Regions from separate parts of the Homo sapiens genome. Here region 1 is linked to region 2. Evidence: chromatin loops called from intact Hi-C (ENCODE). Cell type or tissue: K562. All regions are shown on one strand. Links, peaks and the distances in the headings refer to the core of each region. The heading gives the core; the rest is flanking DNA. Region 1 has its middle 41 kb from the start of LINC02693. Region 2 overlaps LOC105371589 (a long non-coding RNA gene).

Evidence for each region. Hi-C counts contacts between places; a loop is a spot of excess contacts. Peaks named below come from ENCODE experiments on the same cell type or tissue, not always from the same donor. Only the 100,000 strongest peaks of a DNase experiment are listed, where the experiment ranks them.
Region 1: a loop joins it to region 2, with 5 times the contacts of the local background. A loop is called at or near these places in 1 of 110 quality-filtered maps.

Annotation. Positions count from the first base shown.
Region 1 is chr17:21,588,953-21,595,939 of GRCh38, forward strand. It overlaps the pseudogene LOC100533653. Among named protein-coding and RNA genes, the nearest start is that of LINC02693, 41 kb to the left of the region's middle. In K562, for the core only: a CTCF peak has its summit at 3,557 (motif pointing left); no DNase peak of the experiment used is centred there; H3K27me3 peaks cover 1,518 bases.
Region 2 is chr17:21,520,179-21,527,165 of GRCh38, forward strand. It overlaps LOC105371589 (a long non-coding RNA gene), which reads left to right. Exons shown (of 4, transcript XR_934332.3): 4 at 887-1,091. Among named protein-coding and RNA genes, the nearest start is that of LINC02693, 28 kb to the right of the region's middle. RefSeq lists an enhancer at 2,100-2,600. In K562, for the core only: no CTCF peak of the experiment used is centred there; a DNase peak (open chromatin) is centred at 4,093; H3K4me3 peaks cover 259 bases.

The DNA of each region.
Region 1 (6,987 bases), core at 2,245-4,744, 68 kb after region 2:
AATCAATATCATGAAAATGACCATACTGCCCAAGGTAATTTATAGATTCAATGCCATCCCCATCAAGCTACCAATGACTTTCTTCACAGAATTGGAAAAAACTACTTTAAAGTTCATATGGAACCAAAAAAGAGCCCGCATTGCCAAGTCAATCCTAAGTCAAAAGAACGAAGCTGGAGGCATCATGCTACCTGATTTCAAACTATACTACAAGGCTACAGTAACCAAAACAGCATGGTACTGGTACCAAAACAGAGATATACATCAATGGAACAGAACAGAGCCCTCAGAAATAACGCCGCATATCTACAACTATCTGATCTTTGACAAACCTGAGAAAAACAAGCAATGGGGAAAGGATTCCCTATTTAATAAATGATGCTGGGAAAACTGGCTAGCCATATGTAGAAAGCTGAAACTGGATCCCTTCCTTACACCTTATACAAAAATTAATTCAAGATGGATTAAAGACTTAAACGTTAGACCTAAAACCATAAAAACCCTAGAGGAAAACCTAGGCATTACCATTCAGGACATAGGCATGGGCAAGGACTTCATGTCTAAAACACCAAAAGCAATGGCAACAAAAGACAAAATTGACAAATGGGATCTAATTAAACTAAAGAGCTTCTGCACAGCAAAAGAAACTACCATCAGAGTGAACAGGAAACCTACAAAATGGGAGAAAATTTTTGCAACCTACTCATCTGACGAAGGGCTAATATCCAGAATCTACAATGAACTCAAACAAATTTACAAGAAAAAAACAAACAACCCCATCAAAAAGTGGGCGAAGGACATGAACAGACACTTCTCAAAAGAAGACATTTATGCAGCCAAAAAACACATGAAAAAATGCTCACCATCACTGGCCATCAGAGAAATACAAATCAAAACCACAATAAGATACCATCTCACACCAGTTAGAATGGCAATCATTAAAAGTTAGGAAACAACAGGTGCTGGAGAGGATGTGGAGAAATAGGAACACTTTTACACTGTTGGTGGGACTGTAAACTAGAGTTCAACCATTGTGGAAGTCAGTGTGGTGATTCCTCAGGGATCTAGAACTAGAAATACCATTTGACCCAGCCATTCCATTACTGGGTATATACCCAAAGAGCTATAAATCATGCTGCTATAAAGACACATGCACATGTATGTTTATTGTGGCACTATTCACAATAGCAAAGACTTGGAACCAACCCAAATGTCCAACAATGATAGACTGGATTAAGAAAATGTGGCACATATACACCATGGAATACTATGCAGCCATAAAAAATGAGTTCATGTCCTTTGTAGGGACATGGATGAATTGGAAATCATCATTCTCAGTAAACTATCACAAGAAAAAAAAACCAAACACCGCATATTCTAACTCATAGGTGGGAATTGAACAATGAGAACACATGGACACAGGAAGGGGAACATCACACTCTGGGGACTGTTGTGGGGTGGGGGGAGGGGGGAGGGATAGTTTTAGGAGATATACCTAATGCTAAATGACAAGTTAATGGGTGCAGCACACCAGCATGGCACATGTATACATATGTAACTAACCTGCACATTGTGCACATGTACCCTAAAACTTAAAGTATAATAATAAAAAAATAAAAAATAAAAAAATAGGGCGCCTCTGCCTGGCCGCCCCTACTGGGAAGTGAGGAGCCCCTCTGCCAGGCCACCACCCTGTCTGGGAGGTGTACCCAACAGCTCATTGAGAATGGGCCGTGATGACAATGGCAGTTTTGTGGAATAGAAAGGGGGGAAAGGTGGGGAAAAGATTGAGAAATCGGATGGTTGCCGTGTCTGTGTAGAAAGAAGTATACATGGGAGACTTTTCATTTTGTTCTGTACTAAGAAAAATTCTTCTGCCTTGGGATCCTGTTGATCTGTGACCTTACCCCCAACCCTGTGCTCTCTGAAACATGTGCTGTGTCCACTCAGGGTTAAACAGATTAAGGGCGGTGCAAGATGCGCTTTGTTAAACAGATGCTTGAAGGCAGCATGCTCGTTAAGAGTCATCACCACTCCCTAATCTCAAGTACCCAGGGACACAAACACTGAGGAAGGCCGCAGGGTCCTCTGCCTAGGAAAACCAGAGACCTTTGTTCACTTGTTTATCTGCCGACCTTCCCTCCACTATTGTCCTATGACCCTGCCAAATCCCCCTCTGCGAGAAACACCCAAGAATGATCAATAAAATAAATAAAAATAAAAAAATAAAAAAAAATAAAAAAATAAACATCATATTGTACACAATATGTGCAACGGTATCTACAAATTAAAAATGAAAATAATAATAATAAATTATGTCAGGCAAATATTCACTGATATTGGAAATAATATTTATGCATCTCATTGACTCAATTTATACTAAAAGGCAAATAGCCGTCTTCCTTAATAATAGTTGTAGTATTTTCATAGCCATCTGTTTATCTCTGCAGTTTACTGTGGAGCAAATTTTCATACTTCTCTTCAACACTCAGAGGAATACTTCAAAGAAAAATTGAGACATGAAAGTTGGTTGAAGGTTTTATGGGGTAAACTGGGTTATTTGTGGATAGACGTCATAGCACACAACCGTGTAGCAACTTATACTGAAGTACCATTCAGATATCTCCTCCTCACAAAACGTCTTCTGCTCCCTCGATCCCTTTCTTTAGGCATCTCCTGGTCTCTCATGGGAAGAATATATAATAATAGTCAAGAGGGCTTGGGAGGAAAACAGACTAGTGTTGGCTAATCCATTACATACTCTGGGGAAATTGTTTGAACCATATTCACACCCTGTTAATAAAACCTATCCCATATGGTTAAAATGCGCATCCAATAACATGTCTTTAATGTGTTTAGCACAACATCCAGCTAACTGTACCAATTGTGATAATGGTAACAAAGAAGTGGTCTGAAGCAAACAGAGAGGGAAAGCCCTTATTCCACTTCCATAATCTCCATCATTCTTGCCCCAAAGAGTATGTAACATACAATATAATTAAAAAGGAGTATAGGACATTTAAGATTTCCAGGCTTATCTTCTGAACAACTTGCCATTAAATTCTTCTGCTGCAGATATTATAGACACTTTATAAAGTAAGCACTCAAAATCCTCGTCTCCCTGGTCATCCTCATGTTTGTTTGCCACTGGCATCCTAGAGAATGAACTGGCCTTCTCAATAACATTTTTTTTTGGGGGGCGGAGTCTTGCTCTTTCGCCCAGGCCGGACTGCAGTGGCACAATCTCGGCTCACTGCAAGCTCTGCCTCCCGGGTTCACGCCATTCTCCTGCCTCAGCCTCCCCAGTAGCTGGGACTACAGGCGCCCGCCATGGCGCCCGTCTAATTTTTTTCGTATTTTTAGTGGAGACGGGGTTTCACCGTGTTAGCCAGGATGGTCTCGATCTCCTGACCTCGTGATCCGCCCGCCTCGGCCTCCCAAAGTGCTGGGATTACTGGCACGAGCCACCGCGCCCGGCCCTCGGTAACATTTTGACTTGATCTGTCAAGGCGCTTTCGTCAGTGCTTCTGGGCCGCGGCCGCCACCTACAGCCTCCACAGTGCCCGGCGTCCCGGAGCTGGCTCCACTCCAGTTCCTGAGCACCAAGGCTGCAGAAGCTGAGGCCCCTGACGGAGGCGCCAAGGCCCTGGGGGTGGTTGCTTGAGTCCCGAGCCTGTCTCCTGAAAGGCCAAGGGTGGCCTGCACCTCGCTGACAGCTGTTCCCTGCACTGTTCAGCCCCTCCTGGGAAGCCAGTGACAGCCCCTGCAGCATGCACTCAGCTGCTCCTGCCCCGCAGGTGGGGCTCATTTGCCTCCAGCCCCACTCCAGCCCCTGAGACTAGAAGGAACCGGACGAGGAGGTGTGCAACCTGACCAAGGTGGTCCTAGCGGGGAGCTTCGCTCCAGCGCTCTTCCGGGGAGGCTGGCTCACTTCTGGGACAGTGGCCAACCCAGGCCTGCGACCACCTGCTGAGCCGGTGACCGACGCCGCCTGACCCTCCCTCGCCCGCCAGGGTCCAACGCCCGCTGGACGAATCCCTGCTACACAGAGGGCTCTGGTACCTGCCGTGCCTCATTTAACGGGGCGCCAGGGCCAGGCGCCTCTGGCTGCGCTTTCAGCCCCAAGACTTCTAAGGCTTGGACCCCGCTGTGCGAGCTGTTCAGTGAGATCTGCTGCTGGAGGGCTGGGCTGCATCTAGGAGGGGTTGATGGTGTCTCATCCCTGCAGTCCTATGGAAAGAGGCTGTCTCAGAGAGGGGAGATGGGCAAGCCAGCTGTGGATACTCGGCTGGATGGCCTGGACGCAGCCCTCAACAGCTTGGAGGAGAAGCTGGAGGGCTAGGTACCCACAGAAGGGCTGGAAGCCTGGCCACTGTCACATAAGTCAAGGAGTGTCCCCAAATCTCCCAGCCCCAGAAGCTGACCCTGAAGGGCTAAGGCCAGCATTGGGAGCTGTTCAAGGAACCCATGCAATCCTGCCATGAGAGCCAGGCCACGCTCCAGTGCACACCTGCCCCACACCCTAGGCAGCTCAACCTCAAGGGCTGTGACGGCATTTCTGGTGTTAGTGTCTCTGGCTGTGAGTTCTGCATCCAACTCACCGGAGGCAAGCGACCCCCACCTGCGGGGCAGAAGCAGCCGGGTGCATGCTGCAGGGGCTGCCGCTGGCTTCCCAGGAGGGGCTGCACCGTGCAGGGAACAGCCGCCAGCGAGGTGCAGGCCTTCCAGCAGACAGGCACCGGGTTCGGCAACCACCCCCAGGGCAGTGGCGCCGTTGTCAGGGGCCTCAGCCTCTGTGGTCTTGGTACTCCCTCCACACCCCCAACCCTGCACTTCCACAAAAGTTCAAGGCCAAGCAGCTCATCCCACGGATCCTGGAAGCCCTCAGAATGTGGCCTGGCTCTTACCGACCAGGCCCATCTGTGCCTCCATCAGGCCTGGCAATCCTTGCCTGACTTTGGCATCTACTACCTCATGGTCAGGCTCAAGAGCAGAAAAGATCCTGGGACTCGTCAACAATCAACAGTTCACATCGACTTGACAGTTGGTGATGTGGTGACCTGGGTTTCAGCGATATGTGGTACTGGGATGTCAACTGGGATACCAGCAGGCGGTTATCCACATGGCCTTCAGCTGCGTGTTTCCCATCTGTCCAGTTATGCACAACCACTTGAGGGGCTACATTTTCCTGTTGATCCAGAGTGGGACCCTGGGGAGGAGCTGGATGAGGGGATCTCTTCCTGCAGCTCAGGGATGGCGGCCTTCTAAGGGCTGTCTGACTGCCCCTGTCCTGCTCATCCTCTGCGGCTAGGCTCCCAAGCCCATACCCACTGGGTCTGGCTGCCCCACACCTGCTCCAGGCAGTCACTGAGCTGGGCATGTTCACCTGGTGCCACTGGCTTTGTGCAGGCCAGGGACCTGGCTGAGCCAGACTCTGCCATCATCCAGGCTAGCTAGGGACAGGGGTCCTGAGCTCACAGAGTGCCCGCTTCCCTTGTCAAAGAGGCTGAGGCCAACACCCCTGACCTCTCTGTAGTCCCTGAGCACACAAAGAAGTCCAACTCTAACTATGGGATGATGAGTCCTGGTTTCAAACTGAAGTTTATGTCTTCTTACTTTTAAAAACTAGAAATCACTGTAATTCCCCAAGAAGATAAGGTGTCATGAATGTATTTTTTAACTGTCGTAGACTTATTGAAGTGAGTTTTGCAGTTCTAGTAATCCACAGGACACATTTAAAAAATTGAATAATCTACCTTTGTTTCAGTGTCGGTTACTGATCTTGGTACGGCATTGGAAAGTAAACATGATGTAAAAAATCGCTGGTCTTATATAATTTATATTCTAGCAGGTAAGAGAAACAAACTGTGTATTAGTAGAATATACAGTGCATCAGGTGGTTCTAAGGAGGAAAACAAAGCAGGGCAGAAAAATGAAGTGCTTAGAAAAAGTTTTAGTAATACGATTAAGGTAAGCACCACTTTGAGGAAATATTCGAGCAAAATGATGACTATGGTAAATATTCATTAGGAAAAAATGGAATTTTTGTAAAATGGGAGATGATGTAGGTGAAGAATTTGACAGTTGTGGATATATTAATTTTGGGATTTCCATTAAATAGTTAATTGGAGATGTTAAGTAAGCATTTAAACATATAAATCTGAAACTCAGGGGAGAGTTCTGGCCTGGATATAAAATGTTGAAAATCATTGCTATATTGTTCTTTTGGGCATGTTCAGCTGCATGGGTGCTGGCAAGGATTAGACACACAGACAGTTGCATTTAACCAAGGTTGTAATTTTGGCAGTAGAGCTGAATAAAGCAAGGGAAAGACAAATGAATTGAAGTTGCATAAGCTCTAGAAATTTCAAGTTGATAATTAACTTCAATTTGTTTGAGGAAGATAGATGGGAAGCGAAGGGTTATGGATAGTAAAAAGTTGATAGAAACAGTAGATCATTGTTTCTGTTGAAGCTCACACTTTGTTTCTAGATATATTGTTTTATGGCCAAATGGAGATACTAGCATAAAAAATAGAATGGTTTTTATTAAATAACATTAAATGGAAAAGTGTATTTTGAGTTGTCACTTTATATAAAAAAGTTGAAGAGACATAAGAGTTATAGTGATTTACATCTTTATAAGGTAGTTTTAAAGAGAGATTTGGGGAATGATGAAGGTTAAATGATTAACACACAAACTAAGATTAAATGAGCTGGGCATTGTGACTCATGCCTGTAATCCCAACATTTTGGGAGGCTGAGGTGGGTGGATCGCTTGACCCCAGGAGTTTGAGACCAACCTGCGTAACATAGTGAGACCCTGTCTCTACAAAAAATACAAAAATTAGCCAAGTGTTTTTGCATGCACTTGTAGTCCCAGCTACTGAGGAGGCTGAGTTGGGAGAGATGCTTGAGTCTGGGAGGTTGAGGCAGCAATGAGTTATGATTGTACTATTGCACTCCAGCCTGGGTGACAGACTGAGAT
Region 2 (6,987 bases), core at 2,947-5,446:
ATTTTTTTAAAAGAATAGTTGGTATTTGGGGGCTGGGTACAGTGGCTCACACCTGTAATCCCAGCACTTTGGGAGGCAGAGGCAGGTGGATCACTTCAGGTCAGGGTAGTTCGAGACCAGCCTGGGCAACATGGTGAAACCCATCTCTACTAAAAGTACAAAAATTAGCCAGGCGTGGCACACACCTGTAGTCCCAGCTACTTGGGAGGCTGAGGCGAGTGGATTGCTTGAACCCGGGAGTCAGAAGTTGCAGTGAGTGGAGATCGTGCCACTGCACTCCAGCCTGGGTGACAGAGCAAGACTCCATAAAAAATAAATAGTTGGTATTTGAGCCTTTCTTTCTGAAAATGATTGATAATGGCCCCATTCATCTGTTGAGGTTTTATATGAAAACAAAACCTTATACCGTTGTGTGGAGAAAGGTGCTGACTGTCCTCTTTGTGGTGGGGTGAATATGGCTTCAGCACACCCAGCAGCTGTTTTGGGTTCTCAAGAAGGGAGGCCCAAAGTAGTCCAATCGTAATAGGGTCTCTCAGAAACCCAGCCCAGCTACTCCCCTCCCTCAAGGGAGTTTGTGACCTTGCTACTCACAGCGTGGTCCATGCATCAGCAGCACTGGGGTCACCTGAAGTTTGTGTGAAATGTGGCATTCCAGGCCTGCTGCACCACGTGCATCAAAGCACACACGTTCTTCCTATTGCTGAGAGGGAGGAGGGACGGCAGCACAGGAGCAAAGCCATCACTGTGATTGCGGTTAGGGACAGTGCCAGAGCACCCAGCCCCGAGCCCCACCACCACCACCCCTTGTCCTTAATTACAGAATTCACTTGAAATTAAAAATCCCCGCTCCCTAAATACCCACCCTCTCCTCTGGCTTTCTTTTTAGCTGAGGCAGCTGCTCTCGCCTCTTCTTTCACTCGCTCCTGGCAGCACAGCAATCTCTGCAAGTTACTTGGACCCTCAGGACTCCTTGTTCAAGTGCAATGGAGGACCATGCAGATGGCAGGGAAAACCAAAGAAAGCTCAGGTGGCCCATCATGGCTGTCATCGGTGGAAGAACGTCTCTATTTAACACTGAACCTTAGTAATGACATGCTCTCCCCTTGTCCTGGACCTTCATTTTGAAATAGAGCATTCGGGTGGGAGGGGAACCACGGGGGCATTTCAATCCTGAACCTGCTCTGGGCGGTGGCTCTAGCCTTTGGGATTTTGTGCTCATTTACAGTTTTTTGAGATGGAATCTTGCTCTGTCTCCCAGGCTGGAGTGCAGTGGTATAATCTTGGCTCAGTGCAACCTCCATCTCCTGGGTTCAAGCAATTCTCCTGCCTCAGCTTCCTGAGTAGCTGGGATTACAGGTTCACGCCACCATGCCCAGCTAATTTTTGTATTTTTAGTAGAGATGGGGTTTCACCATGTTGGCCGGGCTGGTCTCAAACTCTTGACCTCAAGTGATCCACCTGTCTCGGCCTCCCGAAGTGTTGGGATTACAGGCGTGAGCCACCACGCCTGGTCTGTCCTCATTTACTTAAAGAGCCATTACTCACCCCCAATTCCCCATAGATAGTGGCCAACTTCTTTGAAATCTGGAGACATTTTCAAATGCTCAACCCTTTTTTCAGCAATTCTATCTGTTTCTAAAATAAGTGTCACTCAGGATGGATATGCTTTTAGAGAAACACTGTGACAAAGACCCTTTGCTCCAGAGGAAGGACCTGCAGTGGCCCCAGGCTGTGGCTCCAGCATCACTTGAGACAGTGTGAACATTTGGACACAATTAAAATGAGGACACTTAATCAAAGAACACACTTACAAAGGAAAGGGGCAGGAAAGCCAGGAGGCAGCAGGTGTGGGACCCCACATGGGACAGGCAGCTGTGTGTTGTTGGTACCACCTTCCTGCCATGGCTTTCCTACACCAGCAGAGAGAAAGCCCATTTCTGCTCTCTGCTGCAAGACTCTCTGGATGGAAGGCCCAGTTCCACAGGAAAGAAATCCTGGTGGCTGAGGCGTGCCTGTGCATAGCCTGGATGGCTCGGCCTGTGGCCGGCAGGCACCCAGGGCCCCTGGTGGGGGTCTCACCCGCTTGGGATGGCCTCAGCTCCCAGGCTGCAGCCACCACTGCCATTTCAAAGGTGAGAAGGAACTGTCTGTGTGGGCCTCTCATCCCGCAAAGTGAGGGAGGCGGGAGCTGGGTGGTGCAGGGAATTAGGAAAGGCAAACCTGGGACGTGCTGTGCCCTGCAGTGCAGTTTCCAGAGGGGAGCAGCCCGGGGTGGCAGACGTTTGCATTTGGATGTTAGAAATGCTCTTCCTGGCTGGGCATAGTGGCTCATGCCTGTAATCCCAGCACTTTGGGAGGCCAAGGCAGGCAGATCATGAGGTCAGGAGAGCGAGACAATCCTGGCTAACATGGTGAAACGCCATCTCTACTAAAAATAAAAAAAATTAGCCAGACGTGGTGGCGGGCACCTGTAGTCCCAGCTACTCGGGAGGCTGAGGCAGGAGAATGGCGTGAACCCAGGAGGTGGAGCTTGCAGTGAGCTGAGATCGCGCCACTGCACTCCAGCCTGGGTGACAGAGCGAGACTCCGTCTCAAAAAAAAAAAAAAGACAAATGCTCTTCCTGACTTTTCAGAGCTGACTGAAGCCCCCGTTTCTTGGCCTGTGTCTTTTCCTTGCCTTGGGGTCCACATTAACCAACTATATTCAATCAACAAGCTTAACACTGAGAATCAAGAGAAGCCCAGGATCTGGGGAGCCCGGGACCCCCTTCATCATCCACTGTGCTTGGGATGGGGCTCCTCTTGTTCTCCTGCCCCAAAGGAGCTGGCACACCAAGCGATGCTTCCAATTGTCCACTGCCTTTATGGGAAGGGACAGCGGTCTCTCCTTGGTGCCAGTGTTAGAAGGAAGAATTGATGCTCACTCGGTCCTGCTGTGTGTGGGAGTCTCCTCTGCACCCCACCCTATCTTGTCACTCGTCACCACTGGGTTGAGCAATACCAGACTTTGTTTCCAGGCTTTGTTTCCTGGCCCTTGACAATAAACAGAACAGTGTCCCTCAGCCTTTCACACCACATAGACCCCTCAGGATGAGGGGCTGCTCAAGCAGCTCCCACTGATGCTGGGCCTTGGGAAGAGGGGGCCAGTGGGGAGGGCCCTCCCCTGAGCTGAGAGGTCCCTTTATAAAGGCAAGTCCAAGCCCCAGAGATTTGGGGGTCAGCAGGGGAGAGAGCAGGGCTGAAGGCGTAGAGGGGGCACCCTGCACTTTATACCTGGGGCAATGCAACAACAAAGGTGCCAGGTATGTGGACACACACCTAGAGGAAGAGTGCTGTGCACCCTCAAAGCCTGGTCTGAGGATCAGCAAACCAGCCCCTCTGGGAAGGTTGTTGGAAAGGCCAACTCTCAAGCCCCTCCCCACCCCTGATGCACCAGAACCTTCAGTCTGACCTAGCCCTGGGTGACTCCCCTGCTCCCGAGGTCTGGGACGAGCTGCCTGCAGCACTGGCTCTCAATCTGCCTGATTGTCAGCACCATCTGGAGAGCCAGAGAAATTCTGAAAAGACAGATCTCTGGGCGCTTCCATCCCTGGGATTGTGACTCAGTAAGTAAGGGGTGAAGCACAATAATTCATATCTATGTTTTTAAAGCTCCTCCAGCATTCTGGATGCTTAGCCAGCCTGGGGACCCTCTCTCTGCTCTTCGGGTATCTTACAGGTAAGAAAGATGTCATTGTAAGCTTTTACCCTTGGAAACACATTCATTCCAAACATATCAAAAGAACTTATTAGGCCGTGTGTGGTGGCTTATGCCTGTAATCCCAGAGCTTTGGGAGGCCCAGGTGGGCGGATCGCTTGAGCCCAGGAATTTGAGAACAGCCTGGACCTCCTTGACTTCTGGGGAGTTTATGAGGGACCTGGACACTGTCAGAGTGGTTTTTTGTTTCCCTTTGTGTACAGTTTTGAGTTCATTGTTTATGTATTAGGGTTTGGAATAGGATCATATAAATATTTCAGGTCCTAAAATAGCTGTGACAGTGTCACTAATCTGCCCCTGAGCTGAACATCCACCCCTCCGCCGCCATTTAATCCTCCAGTCATGTGAGGGAGGATGGGAGTCTGTGTGAACGTCATTCTCACTCGCCTTCAAAGATCATATCTGCCTGTCTCATCTGTCAAGAACGTAGAGTTTGTTGTGATGGTGTATTCAAAATAGACGAAACGTGTGGTCATTGTACTTGGCAAACAGCTTTTCACGTCAGGATGTTTCTGCCCCCGGCTCAGGGCTGGTCCGACTGTGTGAAGAATGTGGCTCAGTGCAGGTGCCCAGTCTGCCACCCTCAGTCCCGCAGCTGCAGTGTTAGAATAACTGTGCTGTGGGCACCCAGCGTTGGTGACATGGGGAATGTGGAATAATGAATACTTAATTCACATGTGCTTATAGAAAAAACTTTATACAATAAAAATAACCAATTGTTATATTTACATCTTTTTCTGTCACTATATATAAAAGGAATCAAGAATTTTCATGCAGCTTCCGGGTATTCTTGAGACTGGTATATCATTTCTTTTTGAAAAGTGCATTATTGCATAACACCACCTAGATAAATATATTTTTATGTATTTATAAGTATATTTTAGCTCAAAAATATCAATAGTATACATAGCTTATAGCACAGTTTGGGAAATGCTGATGTATATGGTAATAATGCGTTGTTTGGGATGATTTAAAATTATATCAGGATATTAGGAGCCCAATATAGTGATCCAGATTGAGATCCTCTTGTCTAGTATTCTTTAAAATGGCAAAACATCAAATCTAGAAAATAGATAAGAAATGAATTTTAAGATAAAAGTACAACAGATTTTCTATTTTTACAAAAATCATTATTGATTTTCAAAAATATATTTTAGAATTCAAGCTGTTAATTTAAAAAGTGCTTATTTCATCATATAACGAACAAAACTGGATATAAGAAAAAACGCCTCGTCTTGCTGTCTCCAAATCTTGCAGCTTTTCAAAGTTTCAGAATTTTGTAAAATATTTTGAATAGCCCAGACTTTCTGAAAATCGGCGTAGCCTTTCAAAGTATTAGAATTGAGAAGCTTTTAAATGCCAATCTTATTTTATAAAGTGTTGACTTTTCACTGTAGACTAATAGCGAACAGTTTGTAAAGAAATGTAAATAAAAAATGTAAATAAATAAAATAGGCTTATTAGTTTTCAAAAAATTTATTTAAAAGGAAGGGGCAATGTTGATTGGAGTGAGGAAGTATTTGAAAATGTATTTTGTGAAAGAAATCAACGCACACGCACACACACATGCCTCAAAAGCGAAACTCCAACAATGCAGCTGCTGTTCCTTTGCAGCAATATTTATCTCACCTTGAGTGAGTGAGGGCCATGCTGCTTGGAAGCGTAATAACTTAAACACCTTGCCTATGTCTAGGGATTAAAAACTAAGCTCTACTCAGCTCATGTAATGCCCCTGACCTCCACCAGAGAGAGATTCTTGGTTATTCCTTGTGGGCAAATATGTCCATGGATCAGTGGATCAGGGACTGTTGAATCAGATATGTCTCCCTCTCTACATGTCACGGTTTGTAGAGATCAAAAATTTCCCTGAAAACACCCAGGTTTATGAAGCCAGGTGATCAGCCAGTTCTGAGGCCTAACTAGGGAGGCCAGAATCCTGCTTGCAGGACAGGGCTGGGTTGGGGATGTCTGTGGTGATGTCATCTCCAGCTGTGAGCTCCAGGGCAATGCTGTCTGGGATGAAGGTCTGGGGCACCCTGAGCTCCTGGAGAAACGGGTGCAGTTAAGAGCTCTATGAAGATTGTATGTGGTGGCAACGCTGCTGGGATACCCCGTGGGTAGCCTAGAGAAGAAGTACTGTGTCCCATTGCAGGTGAAGGTGAATTAAGGCAGAGAGGCTATTGAAATAGGCACTGAACAGAACATGATAGCCGAATCTATAACAGCAAAATATTTACCAGTTGTTGATTGGATGGGGTCAGTAAGTTCCATAATACTGGGTGTTGGGTATGGGGTCTTAATGAAAGGATTACAATGTTAAGGTTGTAGTAATCCACTGTGAAGCACCATTTATTTTTTTCCAGGCTTAAGCACAGGCAAGACTGAGCTGTCAAATGGAGAAGCAGTAGAGAGAATCACCCTTTTATTAATTAGGTTTTATATATTAAGTTTTAAACTTGAAGGTCCTGTACATCTGAATTGTGTCTCTCCCAAAATTACATACTGAAGCCCTTACCCCAGTACCTCAGAATGTGCCTGAATTTACAGATACAGCCTTTAAAGGGAGTGGTTAAGTTAAAGTGAGACCATTAAGGTGGGCCCTAATCCAACATGACAGGTGTCGCTATAAAAGAAGAAATCTGGAGACATAAAGAGACCTCAGTGCTGGGTGTGCTCATAGGAAAGGTCATCCCAGGTCGGGAGAGAGGCCTCAGAGAAACCAAATACCCCGCACCTTGGTCTTGGAATTCCAGCCTCCAGAACAGTGAGAAAATAAATTTCTATTGTTAAAGTCACCCAGTGTCTGGTAGCCCTAGCAGACTAACACATCTTGCTATAACTTACGTAGAGTCATATTAACTATTTTAACTGGGGACCTGCAAGGTCCAATTTACCTCATAATTATAGCAATATTAACTATTTTTACTGGGGACCTCCAAGGTCCAAGCCAATTTGTAGGTGCCAAAGACTTAATTGAATCATACATATTACTCATTGTGTTAGAGCATGTTTTAGGGCAATGAGTATTATGCTTATGAGAAATTTAGGCAAAGCTACAGTTAAAATAAAGCATGGCTATTTTTCCTCTATAGTTATTTTGCCAGGATCACAGGCATTGCAGTGTTTAAATTTAGTGAGATTCCCAGGTATAACTGTAATTTGAGTCCCAGCATTGACTAAGTTCATGAAGCTTTGTCAATTGGTGCATTTGTTAATCTGGAGCCCATGCT